Regions from separate parts of the Mus musculus genome. Here region 2 is linked to region 1. The links are chromatin loops, found by intact Hi-C in ENCODE. Cell type or tissue: heart. All regions are shown on one strand. Each heading gives the region's core, and the rest is flanking DNA. Links, peaks and the distances in the headings are about the cores only.

Evidence for each region. Peaks named below come from ENCODE experiments on the same cell type or tissue, not always from the same donor. Only the 100,000 strongest peaks of a DNase experiment are listed, where the experiment ranks them.
Region 2: it touches region 1 in a loop (7-fold over the local background); 13 of 42 quality-filtered maps call a loop at or near these places.

Annotation. Positions count from the first base shown.
Region 1 is chr6:53,140,453-53,149,044 of GRCm38, reverse strand. No RefSeq gene overlaps it. Among named protein-coding and RNA genes, the nearest start is that of Jazf1, 76 kb to the right of the region's middle. In heart, for the core only: a CTCF peak has its summit at 4,831 (motif pointing right); no DNase peak of the experiment used is centred there.
Region 2 is chr6:53,029,069-53,037,660 of GRCm38, reverse strand. The region is part of intron 1 of Jazf1 (JAZF zinc finger 1); the gene reads left to right. Among named protein-coding and RNA genes, the nearest start is that of Gm33097, 35 kb to the left of the region's middle. In heart, for the core only: CTCF peaks have their summits at 4,728 (motif pointing left) and 7,988 (motif pointing right); no DNase peak of the experiment used is centred there; H3K27ac peaks cover 1,683 bases.

The DNA.
Region 1 (8,592 bases), core at 325-8,324:
AAGAAACAATCAACCAATTAATAAAAGACAGCAGTCTTTGTGAGTGAAGGTCCCATCTTACTCCATGTGACCATCTTAACTGAATAGATTTGCAATGTCCCCATTACCAAATAAAGTCACAATTTTGGGTATTGGGGATAAGGACTTTGCTATGTATGGGGAGGGTGCAATTCAACCAACCACAGCTCAGATCTCCATATAGTACAGCTAGGTCTCTGCATCTGTTGTTGCTCTTTCAGTCTATGTAGGTGTTTGGGAAAGATGATTTTAACTTTATGAATTTTATCTATGTATATACTAGCTACTTCCCTATTACCATGACAAAACATCATGACTAAGGAAGTTTACAGAAAGTATTTAATATGTCTTACAATCTGAGAACCTTGAAATCCATGGCAGCAGAGCAAAGGAACAGCTAAGAAGTCACATTTTTATCCATAACCACAAGAGAGAGAGAGAGAGAGAGAGAGAGAGCGCACTTACTGGGAATCCCAGGAGTCTTTTGAAACATCAAAGCAAACACCTAGTGTCTCACCTCTTCCAACAAGACCATACCTCCTAATCCTTCCCAAACAATTCCACCAACTGGGAACCAAGATACATATGGACCATTCTCATTCAAACCACTACAATGTGTGTATGTGTTGGTAGGTGGAAGGTTTTTTGTTTTTCTTCAGTAAATATTTGTCTAATTCCTACTGTTTTTTCCAGGTGATGTTCTAGCTCCTCACATTAAAAAACAGTTTATCTCTACTCTGTACTTTCACAACCTAGGAAGCAGACATGTAGACAAGCATCCTTCAGCACATATGCTGATGGCAAGGGTAGAGTTGAACTATGTAGAGGAGACAATACATGAATGCATACTCAGTCAAGTCAGAGAGCTGTTCAAAGGAAATCCTTGGGCTGTCAGGAAGAACCCTGAGTTCTTTCCAGGCTGCAGTGCCTAGCACTGGGTACTCAGTGCTTCTGTGGACCACAGCATCAGGTTTGGTAGAGAGCTTGGTAGAAATACAGAGCAACTGAACTGGAATTGTCATTTCTGTGACACTGCTGCAGGATCTAGGATAGGAGTCTGAGAAGTGCTACCCTATTCTTTAATAATTATTTTTAAAGAAATCAATAGAAAGTACTCAGGGAGGGTCTCAGCACACAGTCAAACTCTGCAATGCTGTGTACTGTGTGATGTCAAGACTCTGGTTAGAATGTCAAAGGGGTGCTTCTGCTCAACAGTTTCATAGACCAAAGAAAGAGGGCCCCATATGCACATTGCAGGATAAGCTCGGTAGGAGCCAAAGAGACATTTGCTCAAGGGATGACCCTGGCATGACCCTATGATGCAGACAGAAGATAAGCCTCCAAATCCATGCTCTGAATCAGCTGTTCGAAGGGGATTTTCCTCTCAGTTATAATTGGTCTCCCGAATGCATACTGAGCAGGTGGTTGGGAGAAAGAGAAGCCTTGGTTTATTTCTATAAGCAGTTGGGTGAAGGAAGCAACTCCTCGGGGAAGAAGACAGAGAAATCAGGAATGGTAATCTGAGTACGGCAAACTGGAAGGGGTGTAGATAGCAGAGGGAAAGATGATAAAGAAAGAAGTAAGAACTGGGAAAAAACTCTCCAACATATACCAGCTGCTATTTACTCAAAAAAAAAAAAAAAAGCCTGTTTGTTTCCAAGTCAAATTCAATTTAGCATGGTAAAAAGGAATGAAACTCAGGTACATACTTTCTGTTCACTGAGGCTTAATGATCAGACACCATAGCCTTCAAGGAGAGACTGCTTCTTCGGAGACTTTGCAGTACAGAGAGTCCACCTTGAAGTGCCTTCAGAGCATGTTCCACTGGCCTGCATATCTTTGCCTGGGCTAGCTCAGCCATATAGTTTATTAAAACAAACTAGAGTTCATCTTAAGATATGCCGGGGGGGGGGGCACCTTTTGGTACTTATTGCAAATATTAAACTAGACCAGTATTTGTTTCCTGCCTTAAATGTCTTCTGCACATAAAAAAAAAAAAAAAAAACAAAAAACAAAAAAACAAAAAACAAAAAAACCCTGTTACTGGTTTTAGGATAATTGATTTCAGTTCTACAAGTAAATATGAAGGCATGTGTTACAGCTAATAGTTCTGGTTGGGACCATATATACAGTTGATCACATAGTTTAGAAGATGTTTATTGCTCAGTTCCATGCACTCTTTAGAACTGAGCAAGTCACTGTTCACATAGGCTAACAGCAGTAACCCTCATCTTGGACATGGGACAAACAGCAGAGATGGTTAAGATACAGACCGGCATGTGAGCACTTACCATAGTAGCTAGGGAAACACATTTAGGGAAACTCCACGTCTTTCCTATGACCATCATTCTTATGAAAATAAGAATGCAGAGCTCTGTCATACGGACCTTCTCAGACAGCAGCCACTGTCAATCCCTTCCCCAGATTGTAAAAGGAGAAAGCATCCTTTTAAATATCTTTCTGAAGTTTAGCCTAGTGACAATCCATTGAAATGTCTATTCTACTAAACTTCAAAGCAGGACGTTTTAGGAACTTAAAGCTACTAGTTCACCGTGACTGTAAATTTATTTTTGGACAGCATTTTAAAAGCTGAGTGTTTGTCATGTAACATGGCTTTAGATTTCATTCTTAAATGTGTATGCCTCTGTCTCCTGCAAACACCAAAACTAGCTTAAAATAGTACAGAAATAAGTGGGGAGGTAAGTCTCCCAGCATCTAGAAGAATGCATGGGCACAAATCTCCACAGCCCTGGACTAAGGGTAAATCTTCAGGGAAAATTCCAGAAGCACCACGACAAAAGAGAAATAAATTAATTGGACTTCATTAAATTAAAAGTGTTCATAACATCAAGGCAATCCATAGGATGGAAAAAAATTCTTCAAATAATACTTCTGATAAGATAATTTACCTAGCATATATCACAACATGTATAGCTCAACAAAGTAAAGGCCAGGAACGCAACCAAGAGAATTAGATATCTCTCTGCAGAAGACATCTACATCTGATAGGCACCTGAGAAGATTCTCAACCCATAGCCATGACGGAAATGCAAATCCTGTCCACAGTGAAACAGCGCTGAATTGGGAGGCCATAGTTCACATGTTTTAAAAGGCATTTGGACAGATGTGGGTGATGTGTGAAAAGCTTATCCACTCACAAACTGGAGTTTGACTATAAATTGGTACCTGTGTGAGAAGGCAGTCAAGGTGGCTGGGAAGATGACTGGCAGGGCAGGGGAGTGGGGAGAAGGGCCACCTCCTGTGTCACTGTGGTCAGACAGGCACTGTTGGGCCACATGTGGGGGCATCTACACTTCTAGCCATTTCTGCAGAGACCAATTGAAGTGCCCAGCCTTCCTCGGCAAGAGAGTGAGCATTCCTCTACTCCTACCCTTCTAGGAAAGGCAGACCACTCCATACCGCTAAAGGAGCCTCTCCCTGACGCAAGAACAAGTGGGTGGCAGTTCCCTCACTTCTCAAAGGTGTACTGCTAAAACTCCCAGTGAGTTTACCCTCTCAAGGTGTCTGCCACACGAGGTCACCTGGAAGAGGGCAGGGACAGCCACAGTGAAGGAGGAGAGGGGAGAAGGCCATTAACCCCTGCCCAAGACAGCAGCAGCTCATTAGGTTAGGAAAAGGTAGAAAAGAATGTGTAAAAGAAAGCTAAAGCTCACATAGACCTTTACACCCACAGACGCCTGTGAGGTACCCAGTAAACATCGTTTATACATCCCAAAATATTAAACACTGAGTTGGCATAGTAGTATATGTGAAAATTCATCGGGAGCATGGACTGCTTCTATTTTAACAGTGAAATTCCACAATCCCTATACATTTTTTTGTTTTGCATAACTAAAACAGGGAAAAAATGAAATAAATTGGAAAATGTTGATAATTAACATACATTTATATTTCTGTGTGTGCATGCATGCATGTATGTGCATGTGTGTATGTGCGTGTGTGTGTGTGTGTGTTTCTGGGGATCTAATATACTATTCAAATACCCTACTAGTAAGCTACATCTTCAACTCTATAGGAATTTTTAAATGACTAAATTATAATTTTGATGCCATATTTTTTAAACATTGAGGGTTTTGAAATGCTAATCTCACATCAAAGCTGATAACCTTTTTAATAACGGGAAGATGTGAGCACTTCTGATTTTACCTACCATTTTGCTCTGCGTGTGCAAATGATGCATAAATAAACATGTAGTTTCGATAAAACTTCCTTTCTGGATACTGGAATTTGAATTTGGCATAATTATCACCACATGTTAGTCTCTGGGACTTTTGAAATGTGAGCCCATTTTTAGCCTGCAAGCTGGGGGTTGGGTTGGGTTGGGTCCATCGTCTTTATCTTGCTCCATGCTCTCTATGACCTGAATGTGCTTAGAGTTTAGTGTCTGTGATGCAAACAGTTACAGATAACTCTCACTCCCAGAGACTCCTAGGAAGCAACGGCACTCACTGTGAGGACCCTGTGGCTGACAGGCTGTGGGTGATCTTGATTCCTTTATTATATTTCCCCCAGTGTTCTTGCCATCACACTGTCTTCAAGGGGACAGACAGAAAGAAAACACATGCAGACTGTGGCATGCCTGGCTATCAGATTGTCTTTGGTCATCCAAGTGAACTAAATGACTTCTAAACATTTCATTTCCAGGCTGGGACCCAGCCTCCTCACACAAGCAAAAGCCTGATGCATAATTGTTCTAAGGACCTGCAGCCAGGCAACCACGTAATTATCAAACCAGACTTTGGTACAAAAGCCTGCATTGAAGAAAAACCCAAAGCAACCAAAGCAGCCCCCTGGAAGGCCACCAGGGGGCAGAGAGTCTGTAACCCAAAGAAGGAATTTCAGGCCCAAGTAGAGCAGACCTTTCTGTTAACTGTCCAGCTATATCAATCTCTTTCAGAAACCGAATTGAGATTTTTATAAAGACCTCATTTTGTTCACACAAACTGGCAAGTCACAAAATTTACCAGGCCCGTTTTTTGGAAGGTAGATAGCTAGGCACTTTCAAATTGCCCAAGCCAAAAAAAAAAAAAAAAAAAAAAAAAAAAATCACTGCATGGTCCAAGGTAAAAGTTCTAGAAAATTTACACAAATTTTTCCTTCCCAAACAGATATTTTTCTATCCCACTGGCAACTATTTTCAAAAATAGTCATTTTTTAATTTTTTCATATACAGCAAAATGCAACCAAATGAAACTTGAAGGTGAAATTTCCCATTTTTCTTAATGCCTCCGTAAGACCTAGGAATTGCTAGAAGCAGAAGGGCGGGATGTGGGCCGAGGGCCACCCTCACAGCTCTCTAGCACATCAGTCTCCTAAGATTCCATATGTGGCTCCCACGGTTGAAGATAATATAAAGCCTTAATTTGTGTGTTTTCCAAGTAGCAAGTATTAACAACTGTATCTGATCTATATTCAACACTAAATATCAAAGAAAAAACACTAATGTATTTTATTGTAGGCACTAGTAGCCTAGTGTAGGCACAAAACTCACCTGCCTAACAATTTCTGCCTGAACCTTGCTAATGCTTCCTTCTTATAGGGAATCTTGTATCCATAAATACAATTCCTTGTGCATCTGAACAGACAGGTCAGGCTAGAATAGGCACAAACACTCCTGACCTATCTTCTGTCATCATCTGTCTCCCTTACGAAAGAACCTCCCGGAACAGTTCCAAACTTACTATCTCTAATGTCTCTCCCTCGTTCTTGTTCTTTAACCTTTTAAATGTTAGTTGTGACACAGACACATAGCATCAACTTCTCCCGGGCAATCATTCTAAGTGTACCGAACAGCAATGCTAGTACACTCTTATTACAAGGCAGCCTGCATGCAGAACTCTCCCCATAGCTGACAGCCTCCTGTCCTCAGCCTCCCACAAACCTCTGGCAACCAATATTCTCCTCTGAACTGATTATTTTAGGCACCTCACTGGATTTAAATCATACCCAGTTTATACGGCTTTTTTTTTTTAAGCTGGCTTAATTTATTTATTTTATAAGGTCAACTTTCATGTATGTTTTGAATATGTCAACATTTCTTCTTTAGGTTGAATAACAATCCATTGTAGATGCATATTGTATTTTGCTTAACAATTAATAGATCTTCGGGGGATGGGGAGATAATTTGGTTTGTAAGTGCTTGGTATGCACAGAGTTCAAACCTCTGCCTCTGCTGTCCTAACCAACAAATGTCTCAAAAGACCCAAACCTTCTCTCTCTCTCTCTCTCTCTCTCTCTCTCTCTCTCTCTCTCTCTCTCTCTCTCTCTCTCTGTCTCTCTCTCTCAACATATACATATATCTTAGAGATAGTAAACACTCAATTTATATTTGTTGAATTGGTAAAGGATTGGCTAAGTAAAACATGAATTTTACAATTTAAAAAATTAAGAATACACAAGAACAAGCCACCCTAAGAGTCCACAGAAACTACACCCAAAAATTGAAAAATCCTTCTCCCAATGGACCTTGGGTGTCAGTTATCACAAATAAAACATGTCTGTATAGAAATGCTTCCTATCTCTAGCTGCATATGTATCAGAAGATGGCCTAGTCGGCCATCATTGGGAAGAGAGGTCCCTTGGTCTTGCAAACTTTATATGCCTCAGTATGGGGGAACACCAGGGCCAAGAAGTGGGAGTGGGTGGGTAGGGGAGTGGGGGGGGGGTCTGGGGGACTTTGGGGATAGCATTTGAAATGTAAATGAAGAAAACACCTAATGAAAAATAAATTTAAAAAAGAAAGAGAAAAAAAGAAAGAATAAAATACTCAGATCATATTACAATAAAAAAAGAAATGCTTCCTAAATTCAAAGAGTAAAATATTTATAAATAGCAAATGATAACAAATGTCTAGGCAGATTCATGAGGGAATCAAGCTACATTTAAGCAAGCAAAACTATAATTGTTGAAATGCAAAGGCTCTGTGGATGAGTTACAGAACTTAGAAATAGCTGAAGACAGAGCCATTGGCTTGATTTGCACCATTTAGCTGTTAACTCACAATATATCCAGCACCTGAACATAAGCGGTAAAACTAAAACCTGCTCAAAAGACAACAGGGAAGGCCTACCCACAGACTTACCAATGGCTTCTGGAGATATAAGACCAAAGCACAGGCAATGGGAGTACATAAACTAAGCTACACCGGTGTTTAGGAGTTGAGCATCAAAGGACACAACCAAAGGATGCAGAGGCAAGAAGAGCTCACATGCCATTTATGTGTCTAACAATGGGAAGTGATGCCAGAATACAGGACCACAAGAACAGCCACCCCTGATTTAAAACAGATGATGCGAGACCTTAGTCACCATCTTAAGGTCTGTAAATGGCCAGTGACATGTCAAGGGATGGAAGCTCAACCATGTTGCTCAGTTGAGAAATGCAAATCAGATCTAGAGTTAGAGTACTGTATATAGTCTTAGGAATGCCCCATCAAAGCCTCCAAAAGTAAGGTTGGTAACAGATGTGGAAACACTGGAACCTTTATATACTTCTAGTAAGAATGCAAAATGGCACAGTCACTATGTTTTGGCAGTTTTTTAAAAAAACGAAAATAGGATTACCATAGGATCTAGAAATTCTACTTCTAGATATATACCTAAAAGAATTATAAGCAGGGTTCTAATGAAATACCTACAATTCATGTTCATAGAAGTAAGTATCATTAATCCAAACACAGAAGTACCACAGTGCCCATGAATGGACAGATAAGCAAACAGTGGTATAACCACATGATGGGAGGTTATTCGGTCTTAACAAAGGAAAGAAACCATGATCTATGCTACAGTGTAGAGAAATTTTGATGGCATTATCCTAAGTGAAATAAGCTAGTTACAAAATTATAAATATGACATAAAGATGCTCACCTGGAGTCCCTAGAGTAGTCAATGTCCCAGAGACTGTAGCCTGATGGCTCCTAAGAGCTGAGGGGAAAGTTTCAGAGTTGTTTCATGGATATGGGATTTGTGTTTTGCTAGATGTAATGAGCTTTGAAGAGTCGTTGCATAGCTGTGAATGGAGAGCAGATACTTCCTGCATATGAACTCTTTCTCAGCAGGATATGTGAGAAAGTTAATTATAACAGATGACTTGGGAGGCAGTGAATGAGCAGCTGGGGGTGGGGGTGGGGAGAATGAAGTGGGATTTTCCCTCATCACCTTTATATGCTTTCCCCATCCTCCTTGTTCACTTTTTAAATTTAGCTATATCATTTAATCAGAAAGACTTACTACAGAGAAAGTAAAATTCTAATATGAACACCAGGCTGAAACATAGTAATCGTGATATATAAAGAGTCCCAGGCCTACTAAAAGCAGATTAATGGGAGCAATCTATGCTGGGTGCCAGAAAGAGGGTCTGTTTGTAGTAACCATTTTCTGTCACACCTACTGTCAACCCACATATGGAGGCTTAATTCCATAATCCTGGTGCCCAGGAGGCTGAGGCAGTAGGGTTGTTTCAAGTTCAAGTTTAGACTAGGCTACAATGTGAGTCCCCATTTCAAGAACCACAACAGGGATCAGATGGAGGGCAAGAATACTGGGAGAGGCATTT
Region 2 (8,592 bases), core at 246-8,245, 110 kb after region 1:
CCCCAATTTAGTAAGTGCCTGCTTGTGGATGGTGATGTCGGGAGCCACATGCTGGGTGTATTAAGGGGCCTTAGGAGGGTGCTGGTAGCTCCTCGATGCTCTAGGACTGAGTAGAGAGGTGCAGATGAGGTCAGAGAACATGGAAAGAGGTACAGGATCAAACCTCAGAGTTGCCTTGGAGCAGGGCCTAGAAGGAAGAATGAGTGGTAGAACAGGGTCACACCACTCACTGGTGACTGTGTGTGCAGAGACCGGTGGGCAAGGCAGTCTGTGCTTAGCCAGAGGGGAGATGGAGAGCCCTGCAGGTAGTGCAGTGTGGAAAGGAGCGCCAGTGCTGGGTACAGGCTGGGGACCTCTCACTACATGAACAGTAGCGTCTGGCCTGGCCCCAAGGCAGATTGTTAGGTTGCAGGGAGACAGTGTCTGCTCAAGCCTTATCTCCATCTTTGTTTCTACTCCAAGGGGAACTGTGATGAACTGGAGATTGGCGTATAGGAGCTGTATATACTTAGGTAGCTCAACCTGCCTTTTATGTAATGTATACATTTTACAGATTCTTGTTAGAAACTAAGAAACCAATCCTTACTGCCCATTGTGAAAGTGCAACGCAGTCGATTTTAAACAGGCTGGGCACCACAGTTAGGAAAGCCCTGCTTATTCACAAATCTGTGAGTGTGTTGTGTTTCTGAGCATGCCAGTACTTGTGTTCTCTGACCTGTGTGTCCTCCCTGGCTTCCCCTTCGCTAGCCTTCATTTTCATGCCCATAACCCCCTTCCAGTCACTCTGCCCACCCGCAGCACCTTGCTGTCTGTCCATCCATCCATCCATCCATCCATCCATCTATCTGTCACTGACCTGCCACAGCCACTTGTATCATTATGACATTTCCTGGATACGTTCTTTTTAATCTTCTTAGGGGAGGAACTGTGAGTGGATTAAGATCCTTTTTCAGTTGTGTGGCCAGAAGAAGCGAAGGCGCTGACTTGGAGAGGGAAAATGTCTGTACTTGTCAGAAAGCGGCGGGGCTTGGGAGCAGGGACCAGGTTACTTATCCCGGGAACTAGATTTCGTTTTGCTGAGTGGTCAATCAAATCATTTATTTTAATTCCTACTTCAAAAACGTTTTTGGCATTCAGAAGAAATCTCTGTGAAATTGTTGGAGAAATTAGATAGGGGAATCCTCTACGTAGTGGTTTAGAAGTCCTGAAAACCATCACATCTATTAAACAGCCCTGTTCCCCTCTGCTCAGATTCATGTCTATATTTTTGTGGTGGTTGTTGTTGTTTTTAAGAATATCTGATCCATCAATTTTTCTGGATGGATTTTGTTTCTATGTTAGATCACATTGAAATCTCTACTTTATCATGTTAGAATTCAAGAACAGAAAGGCACAGAGCTATTGATTTGCTTTGAGTAGTCTACAAATAAAATAATTAGATAGGCCAAGGCAGAAAGACCAGCAAGTGCGCATCAGCGTGTATACAATCTCTTATTATGAGAAATATTATTATGAATTTTTATTGAATTGAGACTGTCACAATTTCAAAATGAAGGTTGGGGGATTGTTTGTTTTTAAACACTGTTAGTTATGACCCTCACACTTTGAAAACCAAAAAGATTTCATGTTCTGGTTTTGAATGCATTGTAGAAAATGAAGATGAGTCTTAAAAATATGAAAATATATTGTAGAAAATTAAGACACACAAAACATAAAGCACAGCCCTAGTCCAGAGAACTGTCACTGTGCGAGTCTACTGCCTTTCAGACTGTCTGTATAGTGTTTCTAAGGCTGCTGTATGAGGTCTGTCTTATCCTTTGTGTGTGCATGACTCTTACACAGCCTGTTGTCTTTTAGTATAGATTCTTCATTCATGGAATTCCATGGCTACCTTTTATCTATCAAGTCCACGAACTATTTTGAATATTTTGAAATAATTTGCATGTATTTCATACACAGCCTGAAGACACATGTGACTGGTAGAATTTTGGATATCTGGATAAGAGATTTGAATGTCAAGGTATCATGGGTGCCTGGTGACACGTGGAACCAAAAGCATGTTGGCTCTGTATCCACGAACCCAGCACTTCCTGACTGTCCTCACCTTGGAATGCAGTAAGCTGCTAGGCATCTTAGGAGAGGTGGAGAAGGCCCTCCTATGCTCTGGAGGAACTAGCCTGAAGCAACGCAGTGACAGCATTTCCCTGGCCCGCAGAGAAATGGGAATAAAGGTTAGCCACATTGGAGTGGCAGTTTTTAAAGCTGTATGTGTCATCCTGCCCTTTTTCTGAGATGAGTGTGTGTATTAAGTTTCTCTTAGGACGGTGTTTATGAAGAATGAGATAGCAGGTGTTTTGCTTCCAAACTCTTCCTTACAATATAACATTGTTTTTGTCAGTCTGTGCCCTCCCACCCTGCCTTTATTTCCTGTTTTTGTTGTTGTTGTTGTTTGGTTGGTTTTGTGTGTGTGTGTGTGTGTGTGTGTGTGTTTAGTCTAAAATTTTAAGAGGGCCCTTTGGATCAGCATCTATTCCAAAATACTGGCAGTTCCCACACGTCTATAGCTTGTTCGCCCTGTTCCATTCAGTCCTGCTGTCCCACCCTCTAATGCTCTGGCAGGACTTGAGTACCATTTCCTCGAGTTTTTTGTACCTGTCTGTTACTAGCACCAAGGTGGTTTCTCTTTCTGAGAGACACTTCTTTCTCTGTCAGCCTCTCTAAAATAACCTAGAAGGTTCCTGAAGAACCTAGGTGCTCCCAGCTGCAGCACTCGGAAAGGTGAAGCCTTCTAGTGCAAGCTATCTTTGCCCTCAGGCCACGTGGTGCTGTTTGCTTTAGGTGGGATCATCTGCAGAGGTCACTTCAACAGTCAACACTGTTACATGTTTACAATCAATGTGGGAAAGACAACAGAGGAAGAAAATGGACAAGGAGAAGACAAGGAGTGGCCTGTTAAGAGCCAGTGAGCTGTCCTGTATTAGTACCTAGCACGTTGCTGCTGCATCCTGCATTTCAGCAGATCCATCTATTTGGCCAGCACTCAGGTTTAAAGCGAAGTGACCCAACCCCAGTGGACGATTCCGATGGAGTTTGTGCTTTTCTGTGAGCTTATTAGTCTCATGACCTGAAGCCTCTACAGCTGCTGCTTCTTGTTGGCTGACTGACCACATGCTTCTCCCTGTTTGTCATACCAGGGGACATGTTGGGGTATTTGTCATAGTCTCTGAAGAGAGGGGCCAATATCTAAGAAACCATGAGTGAATGGGTAAAGGGGCCTGGTTATTTGACTCAAATCTTTCTGCTCATCTGTTTTGTTTGTATGTCTATGTTTTGGTCTTCAAAAAAGAAAAGGAAAAATAATTATTGATGAACCATGAGCCCATTTGCCCTGTGGGCATATTCATTAACACTGGCATCATATTTTGGTACATTTTCTAGCCTAAGAGGCCTTAAGAAGAATGAATCTTTAGCGGAGCAAGGAACAGGATATAGTTGTTCAGTTGGCAAGCTGTGAGAAGTTACTGATAAGCTGTGTAGTTCATCTTACATATATCAGCTTCCTGGCATTCCAGAAAGGGTGCCTGACATCTGTGTTTCTTTACCCAAAAGGACAGAAGCCATGCTTGATGCTGGGAAAGAGGTTACCATTTCTGTCCCATATACCATTGGATTCAGAATAAAAAAGTTTTGGGTGCCATCTCTTCACACAAGTCAGAGCAATGTGGTTTAGTGGGCAGATAGTGTGAGGCCAACCTTGTCTATCAGTAGAGTCATCCTGCCCATCCTTAATGCAGAATCCAAGAAAGATTCCTCTCGTGAGTGGGTCTGCAGCTGTGCTGGGGCTGTGAAGACCACCACGGCCATGGAGGCACGCCTGTTCCTCACTGCTGTCTGCTTGTTTCCTGAGCAGTAGGCCTGTCTCTCAGCTAGCTGGAAAGCCTCAGGGCAAAGACCTTGCCTTAGTGTTTTTAACTTATGCTATGCTACATTAAAATAAAGTTTCTAGTCTTCAGTAGGAATGGAGTAGAGGTGTTCTGAGTGGACTGCTGAGTAAGTGAATGAAAGCTTTTCTGGGCCTCACTCAGATGTTCCAGGAAGCCACTCTCCTAGGTAAGGAGATAGCACACCTGTGTAAAACTCAAGCTTGTGTTCTGGGTGCGTTAACAATAAGAAGGTTAAGCAATATGTGTAAAGATATTTTGAGGTTGATATGGTTAATAGCAAAGAATTAGAAATATCATAAATAAATAATGAGACTGGTCAGAAAAGGATAACTCATTGTATTCTGAAGCCTCTAATGATAAGTTTTGTAGCAGCCAAAAGAAACATGTGTACTAGACCATTATTATGAAAGAAAGTCCAAATTATATGCATGCTCACAGCATGGTGGGAATCCCCCTTGAAAGAGGGAAAAAATAAAATTCATCAAAATGTGAACAGTGCTTGAGGTGAATTGTGAGTGATTTCTCCATCATACAAATGTCTTGGAGAAGGCTAAACTACTTTCATAATGTGAAACCAGTGTCCGGAGAGAAAAAATTAATCCAAAGCAAGTGTGTCCACTGTGAACACTTGAAAAATGAAACTGGGCGGTGGGCGCTTGGATTCTTCTTTTTTGGAGTTTTCTGTATGATGGAAATATTTTATAATTAGGACATTTCCAAAGAGGAACAGTTGTAGGTTAGAGGAAAGGACATATCCACAGTGTGAAAAGTCCAGCGCCCTCTTGTGGTCTCTGAGGGCATCAGACATGCTCACAGTGCACAGGCATACATGCAGGCCAAACACCCATACCCTTAAAAGAAAACCAATCACAATAGTTTAGGGCTACTTAAAATAGCAAACCACCAGGCTGCCAGAGTGATAACCCATGATGACATCTGATATAGTTCTTGGTCAGAATGCTGACAATGATTAGACACCAAGGGAAGTTCAGTTATGGTCAGTACAGTGTGTTGATCAAAACACAGAGTTAACACCCTGTAGTACTTAACACTCTAGGCACTTCATAAGATAGATTTATTTAAGAGTAGCTCATCTAAAACACCCGGAATCCCCAAATCTCCAGGTGCCACAGGTAGTTCCTGTACCACCTCACAGTGTGCAGGAGACACACTATGACCAACAAACTTGCTGACGAGTGGGGAAATGGCCTTTATGAACTCAATGCATACCTGGTCTCCTGTGTCGAGAGTGTTTCAGGAAGTTGCCCATTTCTCTGCTGCCCCCTTCTCATTGCTTTATCTAAGCATTTCTAACTCTGTTTAAATTGTTGGCTTGCCAGGCAGAGGCTGTCTTTGTATCTTACCAGAACCATGACTGATGTTTTTACAGAGGATAAATCAAGGACAGTCAAGACATAGTGTTAGAGTGTGAGCATGGAGCTTATGTAATTGTGTGCAGAAGGAAACCAGCTGAACGGGCGAAGGAGCAAGCCCCACCTGCACTGCGGCACACACAGAGCTCAGCCTGTGATACGGACCCTAACTATCTAGACCCGGAGGCTACCAGCATGTGGTGCCAGTGATAGGAAATTCCAGGAAAAAAAAAGCAGGATGCTACAGGCAGAAAGAAGCCAGTCAGTTATCCTTGTGCCGGGCTGGTAGAGGGAATTGGCTAGCAGAGGCACAGGGGGATTTGGGGAGTTAATGCAAAGATTCTGGTATTTTGCTTGTTTTGCAATAGCCACCTGATCTTGTTTGCTAGGTTCTTCAAACTAAATAAAAAAGTGAATAATTTTATTTTACCTATGTTCTTTCTTAGTAAAAGAAAGGGACAATCAGGGCTGTTGCCAGCGGGTTCTCCTGCTCCTTTAACAACAGTTGCTGTCTACCATTTCTGTCCTATTATCTGTTGGATGTCTATTAAAAAGACACAGTGCTAAGTGAAAAGGAGTCATGGAGCGTTAGATAAAGGTTAAGCCTAGACAGTTTGTGATTAAGGCGGGGAAGGGGGCCTGAGCAGTGCTTCTTCTCAGTTCTGGGCTTTCTTTGTCTTCCTTTTTAGTGCGCTCAGGTGTGCTCCATCTCTGTGGGAGGCTTGACCTCCTAATACCATGGCTGCAGCCCTCTGGCCATTTCAGATTGGGGCATCCCCCTTGCCCTACTCTGTCCTCTTGCAGGAAATACAGAGCAGCCTAGGAGGGGCAAAAGTAGTCACTCCAAAATATCACCATGACCTCTGTCCCCTTAACAGTATTGAACATGTGTTTACATTTAAGTGGAAAATAATTTTCCAAACAGAAGACAGAAAGTGATCTCATTTCCCAAATGAAGTAAAATGTAAATTTGAAAAGGCCAACCGGAATGAATCCCTGCGTCTCCCCAGCATTGGCGTCCTCGTCTCTCTTCTTGGAACAGGGATAACAGTGCTGGGAAATCATCCGCCATTTCCCAACAAATTCAATTTTGATTTACAAAGCTGAAGTAGAAAAATTAGAAATCTTTATTCATCTGTCCATATGCTCTTTTTTAAAAGAATTAGTCTGATTTATAATACAAATGGGCATATTTACTATAGATGATTATACAGTAATTAAACTGTGGTTATATGTATATTTGTTTTTATGCTAGCCTGTTGCTTATTTAATTTAATTTTTATTAAGTTGGTCTTTCTTGTCTCTCTTCTTTCTTCCCCAACTGTTCTATAAAAAGCCTGAAGGGACCCTGGCCATGAGGTGACCTGGCCTCTTGATGACAGAGTGTGTTACTGCTGATTGGCAGGCAGAGTCTGGATCTCTGGAATCAGGTTGCAGCCCCCATTGTTTTCTGAAAACGTCTGCTTCTTGGGCAGGGAAATTGACAACTGAATAATGGGAAGAGCACAATGAGAACTTGGCATTCTAGACCAAGCAGTTTGTTTCCTTGGATGCAGTATGCTGAGAATACTTGAAAAGTTTTCTTGGTTCCTTGCTAAGGGGTAAGCGATAAACTTGAAGCTGATTTACTGGGTCATCATCTTACCTTAGTTGAAGGGCAGTACTGCCAGCATTCAAGGGGCTGTGGTTCAGAAGGAATCACTGATTAGTGGTGCTAAAGCAGTTTGTAAATATCCTCAGTGCTGCAGAAGCTATGAGTCCTCCACTACTGATTCTTCATTCCTAGGCATGTTGACTCGAAACACTGTAGTGTGTGTGTGTGTGTGTGTGTGTGTGTGTGTGTGTGTGTGTCTATGTGAGTACAGGTGCCCATGGAGTCCAGAAGAAAGTGGCCATCCCCTGGATCTAGAGCCAGAGGCAGTTGTAAGCCTTTGCAGGTTCCGTGTGTACTTTTGACCTCGGAGCCATTGCACCAGTCTAGTTGAATCTTTCTTAAGAATCTCTTTGTATTAGTACAAGACCTGCCTCATTCTTGCTATAGTTTCAACTTTGTATGCCTCTCCAAAGGTCTGCGATTTTAAGGCTTGTTTCCCATCCCCATGGTGCTATTAGAAGATGGTGGGATATTCAGGGTGTAGGCCTACTGGAGAGAATATTAGGACCTCAATCTCCTCTTGTCTCTGCTTCCTATTGCTCCGAAGTGAACGAGTATCTCTGGGCCTGTGCTCTACCATGACATTCGGTGTAACTATAGGCCCAAAGCAACAGACACATGGGCTGAAACTGATTCAGATAAACTTTTTTGCCCTTTAAACTAATTTCTCAGATACTTTATCAAAGTGGTAAAAAAAAAATCCTCTTTGCAGGAATTCTATAATTTAGCTGTTATTCTTTTAAATATAGTTTTTTCTTAACTGCATAAACTCAGTAATAGGTTATGAATCAGTTATGATCATTATTAATTTGTAATATTTTTGATGAAGTATGAACTCAGTGATAGGATAGGATAGGATAGGATAGTCCTGAGTTCAATCCTTAGTGAGTGTGAAAGAGTCAGAGAGGATAAATAATTAAATATATTTATTTCTTTTTAAAAATTTAAATTGAACTTTATTTGAATGAGTTATTTTGCCTGCATGTATGATTGGGTGCCACATCTGTGCCCGATATCTGTGGAGGCCAGCAGGGGGCATCCGATCCCCTAGGACTGGAGTTACAGATGGCTGTGAGCTGCTGTGCAGGCGCTGGGAACTGAGCAGCCAGTGCTCTTAAACACCAAACCATCTCCCCAGCCACAGTTGAAAGTATTACTACAAGCTGTTGTTTAGAGAAAAAATCTGCAAGGCTTAGCTTAAGATAATGCCATGCACTGACACCCAGCTCAAGGCTTAGCTTAAGATAATGCCATGCACTGACACCCAGCTTCAGAAGCTCATGTGATGCTGAAGGAGAAGGCGTAGCGGCTGCCGAATGTGCTTGTACGGGGATCAAAGCAAGAACCAAAACCCAAGTTCAGTGGTTTCATTTGTTTTTTGTCTCTGTTGTTGCTTAGTTTCTGTTAATGGCAGAAACTTTGTTCTTAGGGCATGCTGTATTGAAAAATGTCTAGTTTAGTCTTGGAGAATATATAAGGTGATAGCATAAACGTTGAATTGAGTCTTTCTGGAAAGAATCTGGTATTGTTCTAAATGCAATGTTTTTGCTGGGGAGAACTGGCCTGTTTGACTCTTGCTGACTTCTTACCAACACCATACAGGAACTTTCCAGCATTCCTT